Linked DNA regions of Homo sapiens: region 1 is linked to region 2. Evidence: read pairs that join two places in POLR2A ChIA-PET (ENCODE). Cell type or tissue: B cell. All regions are shown on one strand. Each heading gives the region's core, and the rest is flanking DNA. Links, peaks and the distances in the headings are about the cores only.

Region 1 (8,337 bases), core at 50-8,049, 91 kb before region 2:
CTAATGTAAACATCTCACCGTGGCTACATACTGAAGTTTGAATTTCAACTTAGCTCTGTACTTCTTTTCCATATTCAGATCTTTACAGCTACAGCAAAGTGGAGGACTGAGGAAATTACCTATGTAATTTCAGCAATGAGCCTGCCTTTATCTGCACCATCCAGGAATCTTGTATCCTGTGTGTTGAGCTCTGACCTGAGGGCCCACAAGGAGAGAAAGGGAGAGAAACTGGTGGATGCTATTTACCAGGCAGAACTAATTAGAAATAGATCCCGATATTAATGGTACCAACCCTTTCCTCACCCAAAACTTAAACAAGCACCCATCACTCTATATGATCAGGAGAATTTTTAAACCCCTACTCCAGGTTTTACTGCCACAGAAGGTGAACTGTTAGAAAAAGAAAACCAGCATGCACAAAACAGCAGTTGGGAATGGAAGCTCCTCTTTCCCAGAACCCCTGCCATATACGCTCTGTCGCTCACCTTCTAGACACTCCGTACAACCATTCAATCTATTGAATCAAGAGACTGTTTGATCTTATCTGCATCTGTGAGCTGACTGTCAACCTGCTTAGGCTGCATATTAAATCATCTATAGTAGCTGTATCAAGCTGGGATGATCTGTTAATTCTAAATTTATTAACCCTTGGAGTGCAGTCATCATGTTTAATCTAGTGTAGCCCGCATTTATTTTACAAGACTAAATCCTTCTTTAAGATATGGCTGTGCTGTAGGTTAAAAACAGCTAATGTGGGTTTCATTATGATAATTGGGGGGAGAGAGACTGTCTGAAAAATGCTAGTGTGGCTACCCTAACAGGCTATGGATGTCTGATCCCAGGCACTCTCCTAGGCTGAGGTTTGCCTGTGAAGTGAAATTTTCTCCAGAAACAGTTCAGTCTCTGAAAACAATGCAAAAGGAAAAAGAGGAGGGGGAAGAAGAAAGGGAAGGAGTCCTCTAACAGATTTCCAATGGTCCAAAGCCAGAAAGACTGATTTCCAGCCAGTGTCAACCCCTAATGTAATGCCTAAGGAATAAATTTCCAAAGGCACACACCTGGGAAAAAAAAAAAAAAAAAAAAAAAAAAACCTCAACAAATTCCTCCAGTAAGTCAAACTTCTGAATCAATAAGGATCAGCTATTGCTGGAATGAATGATTTTTCACCTCCCCTCCCCCAAAGAAGAACTCTAAGCAATTAGAATTATAGGTAGTCCTGCTAAAGGGGAGGGGGGGAATATTCGTTTAATATGTTAGTCTGTCTTCAGATAAAAAAAAGATATCCATCTCTTCTACTTGCCCATTACTGATGTTATCAACATATTCATAGCTTTTCTTTCAGACACAAACTGCTAGGCATGCTCCCTTTTTTGGTAACCACGTGCCTGATATCTCTCTAATGTAGCCTAATAACAATTTTAGCATTCAGATGAAGCGATTTCATTCTGTGACTGCCTTTTCTATTAGATTTGATTTTGAGAAGCCCCAGTGGGTGCCTTCGAGGCAGAGATCTATCTGTGAGGCTGCTACCGACTCAATAGCAGCCTGGGCTAACCTTGACCTTTCCTGAGACCCCGCTCCATCTGGTGCCAGCCTGCTTTCCACCACCCCCCCTCCTTTTTTGCTTCATAGTCAACATTGATCAAGGCAGAACGGAGCGCCTCGTCTCCTGGAAGGGCTGGGCAGACTCAGGAGAACAGCACATTTCAGTATATGGAAATGATCAAGCCTCTTATGCAATCATAAATCTACATAGGAGTCTTGTGATTTGATATTTCATTCACCTCCAAAGATTTTTTTTCTCCCTCCCAACAGGGATTTATAAGCTCTGTAAGAGCTCCCGGACAACGGCTTTCCCCAACACCTGGAAATTATCAAGCTTCCTGCTTGCTGAATGATGCTAACAGCTCTAATGCTGCAAATTCATTTTTAACAACTCACTGGCTTTTATCTAGGATTTGTGTGTGTGTGTGTGTGTGTGTGTGTGTGTGTGCACATGTGCCTTTCTTTAATAAAAATCTACCAAAGCAACGGATAGTATCAAAGATACCAAAATCAAATCTGACTTGAATATCCTACATCTCCACACCCATCCTCATTATGCATTTCTAGATAGATGGGTTTTTCCATCTCTGAATTCTGACCCCTTTTTTAACCATCAAGAGGGGAGAGATAAAGAGGGAGAGAGGAGAGTCAGAGAAAAGAGACACAGAGGAGAGAGAAACAGATGGAAACATGCCAAACAGAGAGAGGTAACGATGTAACACTTGAATGGAGCTTGAAATCAGCTTCTCTCCTCCCTAGGCCACATTCCTCCTTTCCCAAAGACCCACACGAACGTCTCCTTCTCCAGATCACCCACTAGAGTACACAGATGCCTCCTCTGCCCCACACTCTCTTTCTTTCCTCCTCTTCTCTCTGTATCAGGGGCTGGGTGGTAAAGAGGCTGACTGAGGGGGAGTCACGTGGGCAGCCCGTGGGCAGCGGCGGCAGCAGCTCAAAAGAAATTGACTGACTGGCCGCTTGGGCGCATTTCAATATATGGAAATGACCAGAGGCTTCTGCAATAAATCAGCACTCAACACTTTGTCATTTTTCTAGTTCTGCTTCATTTTCCTATTTTCCTCTTCTCCTCACAGAAGCCTCATTTCTTGCATTTTGCCTTGCCGCGTCTCTTCCCACTTCCAACCTACACCCTCTCCAAATCTTGCCCCATCCTCTCCATCGCTCCCAACCACCGCGCGCCCCCACCCCCGACACACACACACACACACACACACACACACACACACACGCACGCACACACACACTTTCTGTTCTCTGGCTCCCCTGTAATTGGAAACATCCGGTCTACGACGATTTTTTCCTTTTCTTTCCCTTTCAAAAAATTTTCCGACAAAATCAGGCAGTATTTGCTGCCCTGCCTCGGATTATCTGAGACAAGAGGCGCCCAGGATGAGCTCATGTAATCCCCAGGATGGGAACCTCAAGCCCCTTATGATAAAGAAAAAAGAAAAAGACCAGGATACTCATTCCTTACCCCAGCCCCCACTCCACCCTCGAGGAGTTCCCTTAGCAAACTTAAAAGACTATCAGAAGCAACTTGTGCCATGCAGTGCCATGGAGAGCGCTGGATGGCTAGCCAGAAGAAAAGGGAAGGTTGTAGTGGAAATCTACGTGGGTTTGCAGGTTCCTGCTTTTCTTGTGTAGAGCCTCCGGTGCCCTCCACCTAACCCTGCCCCAATGCCTCGGGTCTTTTTTGAACTAATGCTGTGCGTCTCCGCAATCTGCAATTACTTTGGATATTTCTCAGGAGCTAAACGCAGCCTGAATTTCGTGGCGCGTGCAAAAAAAAAAAAAAAGGCGAAATTAACAAAACCCCACCACCGCGCTGTTGTTTTTTTCTGGAGTTTTTTTTTTTTTTTTTTTTTAGTTCGGTTCAGAAGCAAACGCTACCTAGTTTCTTCCACTCCCTCCCAGATCCTACTTGAGATCTCTAATCTTTCAACTTGGGTCTCTGTTTTGCCTACTGGGCAGCCTCTCTTTTTTTTTCTTTCTCTTGGATCTAGGAACAATAGGCATGTAAAGGGTCAGTGGGCATCACCCTATAAAGCTCAGAACCTAATTAATTTTATTAAAGGAAGATCTGTTTATGCAATATGACAGCCTGGGGGAATTAACCATTTGAGGACGCAGACGCTGTTGAGTCACCAGAGATTCCATCCTCACATCATAAGCTTATACTTCCTGCCCCATTTGATCCTGGGCGGCACCGTGATCCGGGTCTGGTTTTTGTTTGACCTTGTGAAGAGCTTGTCTGAATCCCGGGGTTCTGCACAATTGGAGGGACACCCGGAAAATCCGTATATTCCCATTGCCAGACGGCAGTTGAAGTGCTCACCCATTCATAGTTTGTTGTCGTGACAGCCCCAAAGCTCTCACTATTTGGAACTGGTGGGGAGGTGTGGGGCAGCGTGAACCTCCGGTGCATCCTAGAGTGGATATTTTCTTGAAAATAATCTGCTTAGAAATCACATTCTATGAAATCCAATATGCCTTCTCAAGAGCGAAGGAAAATGTAACAGTTTTTAAGTTATTATTTTTTATTTTTTCCTGCCACTCTGGTAATTTGAAATACATTTTTAATAACCTCCTGGAAAAAACCAATTTAATAGTTCAGACATATTGTTCTTTGACTTAATATCCCTGTGTATTCCTTAATTGCCAAAACAAAGTTTATTTCATTTACAAGGGCTAACTGTATATCTCCTAGGAATTCTAATGTCATAGTCTCATGGTTTTTTTTTTATATTATCACCTTGGATTTTGTTCAACATGGATCTAGAAACGTATAGCATATGTATAGAAATAGATATGATAAAATATTCAAGAGCTCTCTGAAGGAAAATGTGCTTGAAAATAACCCCCTCTTTTATGGAATTTGTTTTGATTTAGATCTATAGATAGTAAAAAGAATGAAAGAAACTGTGAATTACACTGAATCTAAGATGTTTATCACTTTAATATTACACTTCCTAGCTTCCATGTTACAGAGCTTTAGGAATAGTCCCCAAACTTTCAGATTGAAGCTCTGCCTTGTACGGTCTGAGGTTTGTCTGGAAAGACCTGCCAGCACATGCCAGCTAAAAATGAGTGTCAATTAATAATAATAAAAAAGCTCCCTTATTTCTACACTCATGTAATTTAACAGGTTTGGAGAGGAACATAGGATGACAACAGTTGTGAGAACATTCCAATATATGCAGTTCTAACAGCTTTCATTCTAAGACGCCAAACCTTCCGAAAATAGAATGGCTTAACATTTCTTTTTTATATTAAAAGTCCAATCTACACTTCACATAAAATGTTTTTTTATCACAAAAATATTTGTCTCTAACAAAATGCACTTTTTGTTCTACCAAAAAAGCAAACATCTTGAAACAGATTCTCCCAGCTTTTTACAGCTCCCCATGGCAATTTTCTGTACTATTTTCAACTGCCCCTCCCCCATATGAGACACTTTGAACACTGGAATAAAAATAATTACTATTGAAACACTGAACTAGAATGCCCTGTTTCCCAATATTGCTAACAAAATCTCTAATTCTCAGACTGCTCTCTGATGGAACTAGGAGAATTGGGGAACTTACACTGATATTTCTAAGTGCAGTTTGTTGTTTTAAAAACATATTGTACTGATTAATAAAAATGTGAAATAATTTGAGTTACAAATTTTGAACTACGAATCGCCATCTGCTCAAATGGGGGAAAACCAAAAATTGCCGAATATATTTTCTCACCTCTTTTTTTTTTATGATAACATAAACAACATTCCTGAATAATTTAAAAAAGAAACTGACTACACTTAATGCATTTTTATAGTTCAACAACTGCTTGGTGAGTCCACCTTCTCAAACGTGCAATTATTTTTTCCTAATTACTTACATAGGTTCTATCAAAAGATTCAGGTTCTAGTGCTTTTCCCACATATTGTGCAAATCTGCTTAGCTTTGTTTATCAGGACTCTAAGTCCCTGGGTTGATATGATAAAGTAGACTGCATTGTGCAGTAACCCCAATTTGGTCCTCGGTGTCAACTATGTCAGAGACCTGTAAGAACATTCAAAGTATCCTCTGGGAGTGGGGAGAAAAGAAAAAAGTCTCCATGAACCCAAACTTGGAGGGAAAAGCACAACTATCAAATAGATAAATAGATACAAAGAATTGTGATAAAGAATTATCTTATCTTTTTGTGGGAAAGAAAGTAGGTAGGTGGATCTGCCATTCAGGGCTATTGAAAGCAGTTGTTGATGGTCTGGCATCCAGGACCCAGTGGAACTTACTATTCCCCCAGCAGAAGAAACAGCAGAATACAGATCATCTAGGATGTACCAAGTTGTAAGGATTCAAGCAATGAAGATGATGAGCCAGGAGCAATTGGTACAGGGGGTGTAATAGAAGATCTGATGGAGAGGCAAATGTACTGTTTTTAAAACCATATCCTAGGCTTCCACATGACAGATAAAACAAGTTGATTTTCAGGCATCCTAAAAATAAAGAAATTCAATTCTATTAATCACAGAATAATATGATGTATTTTCCTTTCCTTTTTTTTTTTTTTATTTTTCTTTAAGAGAAGAAAACTCTGACTGTCCAGGGAGGAGAGGATGCCTCGTTTTTCTTATAAACAGACATTGGCACCAAGATCAAAAAGCCAGAAATTTGTAAGTTATGTCTGCAATAATCACCCTTTGCCAGGGGGAGGGAAGAGTGAGCCAAATGATGTCATGTTGTCATGCCTATCACCGTCACTGTTCAGTTTCAGTTCAGGTAAAAATGAGGGTGTAAATTCCCAGGCCCCTGGAATGATGAGGACGTTGCTTCATCGTGTTGGAGTTGGGTAGAAGAAAATGAAGAACTCGTCAAAAAATGCTTCCAGACGACCTTGAACATCAGCTGCTCTCTTTCTACTCAAAGTATAATTCCTTGAACATGGCAGCTGCTACTTTTGTTTTGATTTGTTTTTCATTCATAAACAATCTCTCTAAACTTATAGAATATTGAATATTGTGTATAATGTGAAATAGGAAGTTCTCTTATTTAGAGTCAGTTCAATACCAGGTGCTTTTGAGTATCAGAAAACTGTGTCACATGTTGAGGGGACCGAAGACAAGTTAACAACAAGAAAAGGTCCATGTTGCGGAGTGGGTCAGAGTCCAGGGGAGGGACTCACATACAAGTCTGACTGGGGAACTGGCAATAGGTAAGAGGTCAGGGAGGTGCCCCAAAGCGGGAGAATTTTCAACTGCTGGGGAGGAATGAGTAGGGCTTTGCTACATGGAAAATGTGAGAAGAGCACTCAGAGTGGAAATACTGGCCTGAGCCTAGAGCAAGAGGCTCAAGCAGGCCTGGTGAGTTTGGGGGCTGCATCTTGCCTGATGTAGCTGAAGCACAGTGGAGTGACAGGAAGATGTCTGCAAAGGGAGGTTGGGGCAAGTCTGGGGAGAACCTGGAATGTCGTCATTCACAGCCTTGACCTGAATCTCTAGGCAAAGGAAAACCATTAGAGGTTTTGGAGTAGGGGTGCTGGGTGACATGCTCTTTGGAAAAATTGAAAGCTGGAGGCAATTTAGAGAATGGCTTGAAGCAAGTTGTTCTCTGCCATTCAACTTATTTTTCTATTTGCCAGTCTGCAGAGGAAGTGGCCCATATGCAAATGAAATGATTTGGACCTCACCAGGAATGAAATATTCACCATCTTCTCTTTCATAATTGACGATGATGCTTCTGATGGTGATTTCTATTTACATACACAGGATGGCTGAATCTTCTCATAGAAAGTCTACTCTTTGAATGCTTCTATAATTGGACTGTCTAAGAACCTAATTCATCCTTCCCTGTGGGGGCCCCAAAAGTTTTTACCTCTAACCCCTTGACCCAATTTGCCAAAAGGTAAGACTCAAATTTATGAAGGAAATCCCTCTTCTCCACCTCTAGGAAGAAACACTTGAAGATGTCTAAGCCTGCCCACTATACAATCACATTCATTCAGCATCCACTATATGCACAACCTTTTGCTGAATCTTCTTTTAAAAAATGAACCCAAATAGAGATATTGAGAAAACAAGGATGAATAATACATGACATTATACATTTTAAAACATTACCTAAAATCAAATGAAAGAGTAACAATTGCTATCTGTTAACCGGTTGGATGGTGAGCTGGTTTTTAGCACGACATCCCTGGTGCAATAAAGCTAAGTTTTGTAAATTAAAAATCCTTTAAAATTAGATTCTGTTTTTACAGGGCTGGAGAGACCAACTTACAGAACTTTAACCATGAAGTTTCATGGCTCTTGTCTTACTTTTCTAGTTCTATCCAGTAGAAAATAACAGTATGAAAAATGGGACACCATGCTGCATTTCAAATAGCCTTCTGCTAATTAGAAAATTACCCTGTATCTTCATAAGGGCTGCCAGCATTGTTTTAATATGGCTCTGCTAATATACCGAAGGCCCTAATTTAAAAATCTTGTATCTTGGCTGCTAAAATCACTGCAGGCTGAATCTTGTCATACAGGAGGAGATTTTGTTTCTCAGTCCAGGGCATGGAGCATGATTGGTGTCAGTTTTACACGCCTGGAATGTGTGTGTGTTTAGAGGGGTGGGAGGGTGGAGAGACAAAACAATTGTCTTTAAATGCCTTCTTCTTAGCACACCTTAGCTGTGATCCCAGATCGGAACCCAGTTCTCTTGAGAATGAAGGCTGCTTTGACATGTTAGTAAGGAAAAAATCAAGTAACTCAAAAATTTCTCTTACAGGATTTAGTTAAAATAT
Region 2 (8,337 bases), core at 46-8,045:
CCTTATCAGTTGCCTTCTTATACACAACATCCTGAATGTCTGTCCATTAACAGTGAGTTGGGGCCAGACACGGTGGCTCACACTTGTAATCTCAGCACTTTGGAAGGCCGAGGTAGGCAGATCACTTGAGATCAGGAGTTCGAGACCAGCCTGGCTGATATGGTGATACCCTGTCTCTACTAAAAAAAAAAAAAAAAAGTGAGCTGAGATGGTGCCACTGCACTTCAGCTGGGTGACAGAGTAAGACTCCATCTCAAAAAAAAAAAAAAAAAGAATAAAGAATAAATGTTTAAGTGTGGAAGGGAATGCTGAGCTCCAGGTAAGAATCCAAGCCTGTTGACAACTGATTTCAACTTTGTGAGAGACCCTGAGCAGAGAACCCAGTACACTGTGCCCAGACCTCTAACCTACGGAAACTGTGAGATTACAACAGGGTGTTGTTTTCAGCCACAAAGTTCGTGGTAATTTGTTACATAGCCATAGAAAACTGATACACTCTCCTTGGCGCTTGCTCATATCACACCAGTTTTAAGGTAGGGCCGGCTATAGGTCTGTTTCTGTGTAGCTTGGTCATCTTTAGCCTTTTCCCTCAGATACTTCTCATATGTCTCTCCATTTTCAGCTTTGAATTGTCTTTCTACCAATATGCTCTCAGGTCTTGGCTCATTATCCTGCTTTGAAACAACCGTGAAATCCTCAGTTCATCCAGTGCTCCTCAGCCTCCCATCTGCTGGGACCTGCTAAGTTCTCTGTTTAATAGCCAATATGTTTGGCGTGTCCCCACCCAAATCTCATCTTGAATTGTAGTTCCCATAATGCCCACCTGTTATGGGAGGGACCCAGTGGGAGATAATTGAATCATGGTGGCGGTTTTCCCCAGACTGTTCTCATCGTAGTGAATAAGTCTCACAAGATCTGATGGTTTTATAAGGAGAAACCCCTGTTGCTTGGTTTTCATTTTTTCACCTCTGCCACCAGGTAAGACATGCCTTTTGCCTTCCACTATGATTGTGAGGCCTCCCCAGCCACGTGGAGCTGTGAGTCCATTAAACCTCTTTTGCTTTATAAATTACCCAGTCTCAGGTATGTCTTTATTAGCAGCATGAGAACAGAGTAATACACTAGCCCAGCATCTGCATGCAGCTCAGCACAGCTTTGCTTTTCTCTGCTTGTCTTCATCTACACCATGCTCCCAAGAAGTGCTCTTATGGATTGCCCAAGTCTGGAGATTGCAAAGTTCTCTCAGCTATACCCCTTAAGGATATCAAGGGGCTAGCATGCCTTGGAGTTCCACACAGGGGACGATCATTGGTAGAAATAGGAGCTGGGATTTCTCAATTAAAGTGAGATATGTGAATGACTGACGCCAATCATGAGGACAGTGAAAGTTCTTTAATGAACCAGTGGAATCTACATAATGAGGTTTTACTGTATTTGATTTAAATTGCAGAAACTTTCTCCATGACCCACACAAGTGTGTGATTAGTAGTTTCTAAATGAAAGAATGTGTGAATGAAGGAACCAAACACTTAATCAGCAATAGAATGATAGGCCAGTAAGAATGATACCTAATAAACATCAGCATCCATGGGTCTTTACTTCTTGATGAAATTCACCTATTTAAATACAATTGCCAAAGATATTAGTTGCTGTTTCTACCTAGTTATTTAAATAAAATGGCTTTTAAAAATAGCATTTAATTGAGAGGGAGGACACGCTAACTTCTCTCTGCGAATGCTCATAGAGAGAATAGCTAGCCAGTCCACAAGAGTGTAACTACGCCCCTAGAGGCACAGACACAGACATGGAGGAGGGGAGGAGGGTAAAGCACCCTACAGAAAATAATTGGCCAGCTGAATATTGTCCCTGCAAAATTCCAATCCACAAAGCGATAACGAGCAACTTGAGATTTATTTATAAATATTTTATCATTCTGAAAAATTTGAAACAATCTAAATACTCATCAATACAGGATCCATTAGATAAACTCAGGTACATTTGAATGAAGTAGTACACGGTCATTAAAAATAAGGATCTGTATTTATTGACATGAAAGGATTTTGTGACATATTGTTAAGTAAAAGGAAAGCAAATTAGAAAATGTTATTTACAGAATAAGCATAAGGAAAAAAAGAATAGATGGCTATGTAACAAAAATGCTAACTGTGGCCATCTCTGGAGAGTGGGACTTGTAGGTGGGGTGACCATACATCCTGGTCTGCCAGGTATAGTCTAATTTTAAGAACACTCTGGTTCATTCTGCAAAGTGTTCCTGTTTGTGTGATAAATTATATGGTCACCTTAGCTATTGGTAGTTTTACTTTATTCTTGTATTTTTACATTTTAGCATGTTTTCTTTTTAAAATCAATTAGGTAGGCATAAAAGTAATTGCGGTTTTCGCCATTACTTTTCATCTGCTGTCCAATGTTCTACCTCCGAGCTCTACCCCCTCCTTTTGCCATTACTTTTAATAGCTATTTTCATTTTTGAGGGGAGAGCACTTTATCATTTTCATTTCTCAGTCATTTAAATGGACTGTCTTCCAGGTTAATCCAAAGTATGTGTTTTGGCTAAATTCCATGGTGTCTTCTAAACACCAGGCACTGTGCTAGGTGCAGGGGATACAAGAATAAATTCAGCAGTCCCCGTTCTCCACAGCTGGAGGAGTAAGCACCATAGACCACCACGTGCCAGGCTAATCACTACATGAATTATCTCATTTGACCCTCACGACAACTCTATGAGGTGAGCACTATCATTATTTCCTTTCTATAAGTAACTATTAAAGAGGTTACACTACTTGCTCAAGGTTGCATAGCCAGAATTTAAATCCAAGCTGTCCGCTCATGTCTTAATTTGAGCATGCTGCCAGGGGGTGTAGACAGTGGGGAGTAATAGGTAAATGCAATACCTATTGTATTGTATCACAGAAAGTCCTATGATAAAAGTAGGCAATGAGTGCTATGAGATCACCCAGGCTGGACAGGTCACCCAGCCCAGGAAGGCAGAAGTTGGGGCTCTTGAAGGATGAGCAGAATGAGGATGTAGAGAGTGTGAGTTGGGGGAATGTGCCAGACGGAGGCAATAGAACGATATTGTTGGAGTCTTCAGGGAGTGGCAGGTAATAGGCGTTGGCAACCTGTAAAGTGCAAAGGGGGAACAGGGATACCAGGCTGGCCCATGGAGGGTTTGATGTGCCCACTAGGGAGTCTCGCCTGTGCCCGGGAGACAATGGGCCACTGGCAAAGAATGCCAGAGAGGGTCCTTCTTTTTTTTTAATTTTCAATTTTTTTTTTAATTTGTCATTGAGACAGGGTCTTGCCATGTTGCCCAGGCTGGTCTTGAATTCCTGGGCCCAAGCAATCCTCCTGACTCAGCCTCCCCAAGTGCTAGGATTACAGGTGTGAGCCACCACATCCAACCCTAAACAGGGCCCTTCTACAGCTGATGGTGGAGTCCATATGAAGGAACACTAGAGTGGCTGGACAGATCAGGGAGCCCCTACCACATAATCATAGGAGGATTTACTGTGACAATTCTGCAGCTGAAGTTTCAGGGACCACCACCAGTAGAGGCCCCTTCCAGGGTTTATTTCTAATTTTGTATCCATAGTTTTGTAGCCTTTCTCTTATAAGCCCCCCTCCCAAAACTGGTTAAGCTTCAGGCCCCCCAAATCTAGATCTGCCCCCTGTGAATAGTAATTGTTTTCTTGTGCCAGCTTCCAATTCCCAGCACTGTAGTAAAATTCATCTTCTTTAAATTCCTCTTTTGACTTTAGTTTCTCTTCCTCTTTTTTTTAAATAAATACCTTGTTTTTCTTAATATCCTAATCTATTCTTATCTTCTTGTTTTCATTTTGCCACCTAGTTACATTTGTTACTGTCAAACTTCTGCTGCTTTTCATACCATTTCTCTCTCTCTGCTGCACCTCATAATATTTTAAAGTGTAAATAACAACAGAGTCTGGTGAAATGGAAATAGAATAATGCTGTACAGACCCCATCCATCATGGAGCAGAGCCTTCTGCTGGCAAAGACTTCCCCTGCATGGCCCCCCTACCCCTATTGCTAAACCTCTGACCATCTTCTCCTCTCTCTGGGGTTCTCCCTTCCCCCTTACCTTCTGTCTCCAAATTTTCTGCTAATTTACCTTCCTTTTTTGCTAATTTACCTTACCACTCTTTTGTCTAGCCTCTGACAGGCCTGAGGTCACAGCCCCAGGTCTTTCCTTCAAAGTCAAGCTTTGTCTTCTCAATGTGATGCCCGCTAGGCACTAGCAAATAGGGTGATTACAACAGGGTCCCCAAAACATGGGGCCTTTGGAGAGTACCATGCGATGGGTGTTGAAGAAGGAAGCAGAAGGGGGCAATCGCTATGCGATATGCAGATGTGAGTCAATATGCAGATCTTGCCCCCGAAATCTGCTGCTCAAGCCGACCCTGTTGCTCATGCTCATTGTTGGAGGACACCAGTTCCGTTACTGTCTGTGTCCTTCCCACCCTCCCCAGACCCATACTTTCAGAGCCTTCTGGAAGCATCCTGACTTAAATATTTAACACCTATGACCATGCATCCAACTATGCAACCAATTAGGCATCCTCATCAGCAGATTAGTGAATGAGGTCACCTAACCCATATTTCAGAACATGAACCCCTTGAGGGCAGTAGCTGGTTAGTCCTCTTGGCTCTCTAGTACTGCCTCGCCTGGAACTCAGTAAGTATTTGTTGTATAAATGAAAATCCCCCAAGGAGATAACATGACCTCCAAATGTGCCTTTCACCTTCCTGGCTCACACATGTTGCCCACTTCCTGGATGGTCCTTCCATCTCCCTCTCCCTCTCCATCTCAGCCTTGCACAATGTGCCTTCCTGCTTCCACTGCTCTCTGCTCTCACCAGCTGAAAAAGCAGGGCCAAGAGTGGGAGAGACATGCACAGCATCGCCTAAGTAACAAGTTCTAGGCCACTGAGTCTCCCAGCAGGGTCAAACACGCTTCCATTTCTGAGCGCATTTTTCACCCTCCCAAGTCAAAGCAGCCAAATAAATGGCCACAGGCCCATACTGAGAATGTCAGATCCGTCAATAGCAATTAAGGGTCTCGCTTAAAAACCGGAAGGTTGGTCCACAGAACTGGCAGGATTCTTGCACGGGCTACTGAAGATCAATGTCAGCACATGTATCATGATGCCACATTGGTTGTAGTTAGAAAGATGTGTAAGCAGGGAGGTCTTGGGTCTCGCCCAGGAAAAGTCAGTGGCTAGGCTTTCAAGAGACCTCAGGGCTTGGATTGGCCTTGATGAATATATCACTGTCGAACATCAGATCTTCAACCTTGCAGTATCTGAAATGGACTTGCTCAACAAACCCAGAGATGATCAGACTTTCAATGGTAAACTCCAGCTAACTAAACTCACAAAAGACTGAAATATAAATCAGAATACCAGTTTGTTCTTTTTACATGGGTTATTTCTTTCCAGAAGCCAGAAAGTTTCAATTTCCCAACCCAAGCTCCACCCTTTTCCTGTGTCATGCTGAACTAATAATCTGAAGATTTCTTGGTGCAATAGAAGCAGAGCACAGGGAAATGGAAGGTCTTGAGCCTTATTTTGTCCTCAGCAGAAAATCCTTCTCAAGGGAAAAGAAGCCCCATCTTACTCTTCTCTACAGATACTAATTGACCAAGTTTTCTGGATTCATTTTTTCAGTGATGACCTCCTCCACTACCTACACATTCCTTTTTCTTTTTTGTAACAGCTTGATGGAGCTATAAGTCACATACCATATACTTCACCTATTTAAAGTATACAATTCAATACTTTTCAGTATATTTGCAGAGTTGTGCAGCTACCAGCACAATAAATTTTCAAACATTTTCATCACCTCAAAAAGAAACCCTGTGCCCTTTAGCTATCACCCCCAACTTTTTCCATCCACCTCCTCCCCCACCCCTAACCAACCAGTGATCTACTTTCTGCCCCTATCTATTTGCCTATTCAGGACATTTCATATAAATGCAGTCATATAATATGTGGTCTCTGTGCCTGGCTTCTTTCACTTAACACACTATTTTCAAGGTTCATCCATGTTGTAGCCTGAATCAGGATTTCATTCCTTTCTATAGCCGAATAATATTCCATTCTATATATATGCCGCATTTTGCTTATCCATTCATCAGTTGATAGAAATTTGGGTTGTTTCCACCTTTTACTTTTGGCTATTATGAATAATGCTGCTATACACATTCAGGTACAAGTTTTACATGGACATATGCTTTTATCTCTCAAGTATACTTCTAGGAGTAAAATTGCTGGGTCACATGGCAACTTTATGTTTAACTTTTTGAGGAACTGCCAAACTGTTTTCCAAAGTAGTTGCACCATTTTACATTCCTACCAGCAATGTATGCGGTTCTGATTTCTCCACATCCTTGTCAACACTTGATATTATCTAACTCTCTGATTATAGCCATACTGGGTATAAAATGCTCTCTCATGGTTTTGATTTTCATTTCCCTGATTTTGAGCATCTTTTCATGTGCTTATTGGCCATTTGTACATCTTTGAAGAAATGTCGATTCTGATCATTTTTTAACTGGGTTATTTTCTTTTTATTATTGAGTTGTGATAGTTCTTTATATGCTCTAAATACAAGCCACTTATCAGATATATATTATTTTTCACATGTGTTAATGGCACCGGATAACATATTAAGGCATTGTCTCCTCCCCCTTACCTGTATATTCTTGGTTTAAAACTCAAGTGTTTTTAGACTTTAATATTTCTGGCATTGAACTAAGTTTGTAAACAGTGTGTATGTGTTTCCTGCTCCTCCATACCTGTTATGGTTTGGCTGCATCCCCACCCAAATCTCATCTTGAATGTATTCCCCACAATCCCCACATGTTGTGGGAGAGACCCGGTGGGAGGTAATTGAATCATGGGGATGGTTCCCGCATGCTGTTCTCTTGATAGTGAGTGAGTTCTCATGAGATCTGATGGTTTTATAAGCACCTGGCATTCCCCCTGCTGGAACTTCTTCTTCCTGCCACCCTGTGAAGAAGGTGCCTTTCTTCCCCTTTGCCTTCCACCATGATTCTAAGTTTCCTGAGGCCTTCTCAGCCATGCAGAACTGTGAGTCAATTAAACCTCTTTCCTTTATAAATTACCCAGTCTCAGATATTTTCCTTATAGCAATGTGAGAATGAACTAATATAATACCCAAAAGCTGGAGAGAAGGCAATGGTGTACATTATGATGGTGATGACTTGTTAAAGAGCATCCTGAGGACACTCCCATGTAGTTATGGTATGTAAATAGACAAGAGAAGAACTGACGGGAAGAATAAAAAACTAGAGGAGGCAGCTGGGTATGGTGGCTCACGCCTATAATCCCAGAACTTTGGGAGGCCAAGGCGGGTGGATCACCTGAGGTCAAGAGTTCAAGACGACCATCATGGCCAACATGGTGAAACCCTGTCTCTACTAAAAATACAAAAATTAGCTGGGTGTGGTGGCACACACCTGTAATCCCAGCTTCTCGGGAGGCTGAGGCAGGATAATTGCTTGAACCCAGGAGGCAGAGGCTGCAATGAGCCAAGATCGCACCATTGCACTCCAGCTGGGCAACAAGAGCGAAACTGCGTCTCAAAAAAAAAAAAAAAAAAAAAAAAAAAAAACTAGAGGAGGCAACCACTATCTTTGGATGTGGACTTAGGACTGTTGAAAATGGTTTCTGCAAATATTTCTGAATACATAAAAACAATTAATGCTTTTCTTTGGCAAGCACGAGGAAGCTCCTAACTTAGGTGGCCCACTACCAAGGGTTCACCAAAGAGATCAGTGGCCCTTATCGTCCTAACTGACCAGAAATCAAACCACACGGAGTTAGCAAGTGACTACAGGATATAGGCTTTTTTCAGCATCTTCTTCTGCACTGGAAGAAGACGGAGGGTGCTCTCTGTAAACTCAAGGACAGATCTGCCAGGCCACATTAAAGAGCCATTTTTATAGCACAACTTGGACTTTTATCTTGTTAAGAGTCTTCTGGAAGTAGGTAATAAAACCCCCAGCCCCAACCTGGCTCAGACAGAAAAGGATGGGATAGCTATAACCATACAGAGATGCTGCCGAAACACCTGACCACTAGCCCCTGTGAGGCCTCAGCAATCCTCAGGACAGGGTGACCAGTCTCTATCTTACACTCATAGCCAGGGAGATAGGTCTTCCCATGGGTCAGTAATCATAAGTAATGTTTATTATTTATGATTAAATAACTTGCCCAAGGTCACATAGCTAGGAATTGATGGAGTCAGGACTCAAACCCAAGCATTTTGGCTTCA

Evidence for each region. Peaks named below come from ENCODE experiments on the same cell type or tissue, not always from the same donor. Only the 100,000 strongest peaks of a DNase experiment are listed, where the experiment ranks them.
Region 1: POLR2A ChIA-PET joins it to region 2 with 5 read pairs; 4 of 35 experiments call an interaction of 5 or more read pairs at or near these places.

Annotation. Positions count from the first base shown.
Region 1 is chr2:60,566,743-60,575,079 of GRCh38, forward strand. No RefSeq gene overlaps it. Among named protein-coding and RNA genes, the nearest start is that of BCL11A, 17 kb to the left of the region's middle. In B cell, for the core only: no CTCF peak of the experiment used is centred there; DNase peaks (open chromatin) are centred at 2,639, 3,099 and 3,628; H3K4me3 peaks cover 1,778 bases; H3K27ac peaks cover 446 bases; H3K27me3 peaks cover 1,795 bases.
Region 2 is chr2:60,657,452-60,665,788 of GRCh38, forward strand. No RefSeq gene overlaps it. Among named protein-coding and RNA genes, the nearest start is that of PAPOLG, 95 kb to the right of the region's middle. In B cell, for the core only: CTCF peaks have their summits at 3,812 and 4,011 (motif pointing left); a DNase peak (open chromatin) is centred at 3,840; H3K4me3 peaks cover 1,404 bases; H3K27ac peaks cover 2,582 bases.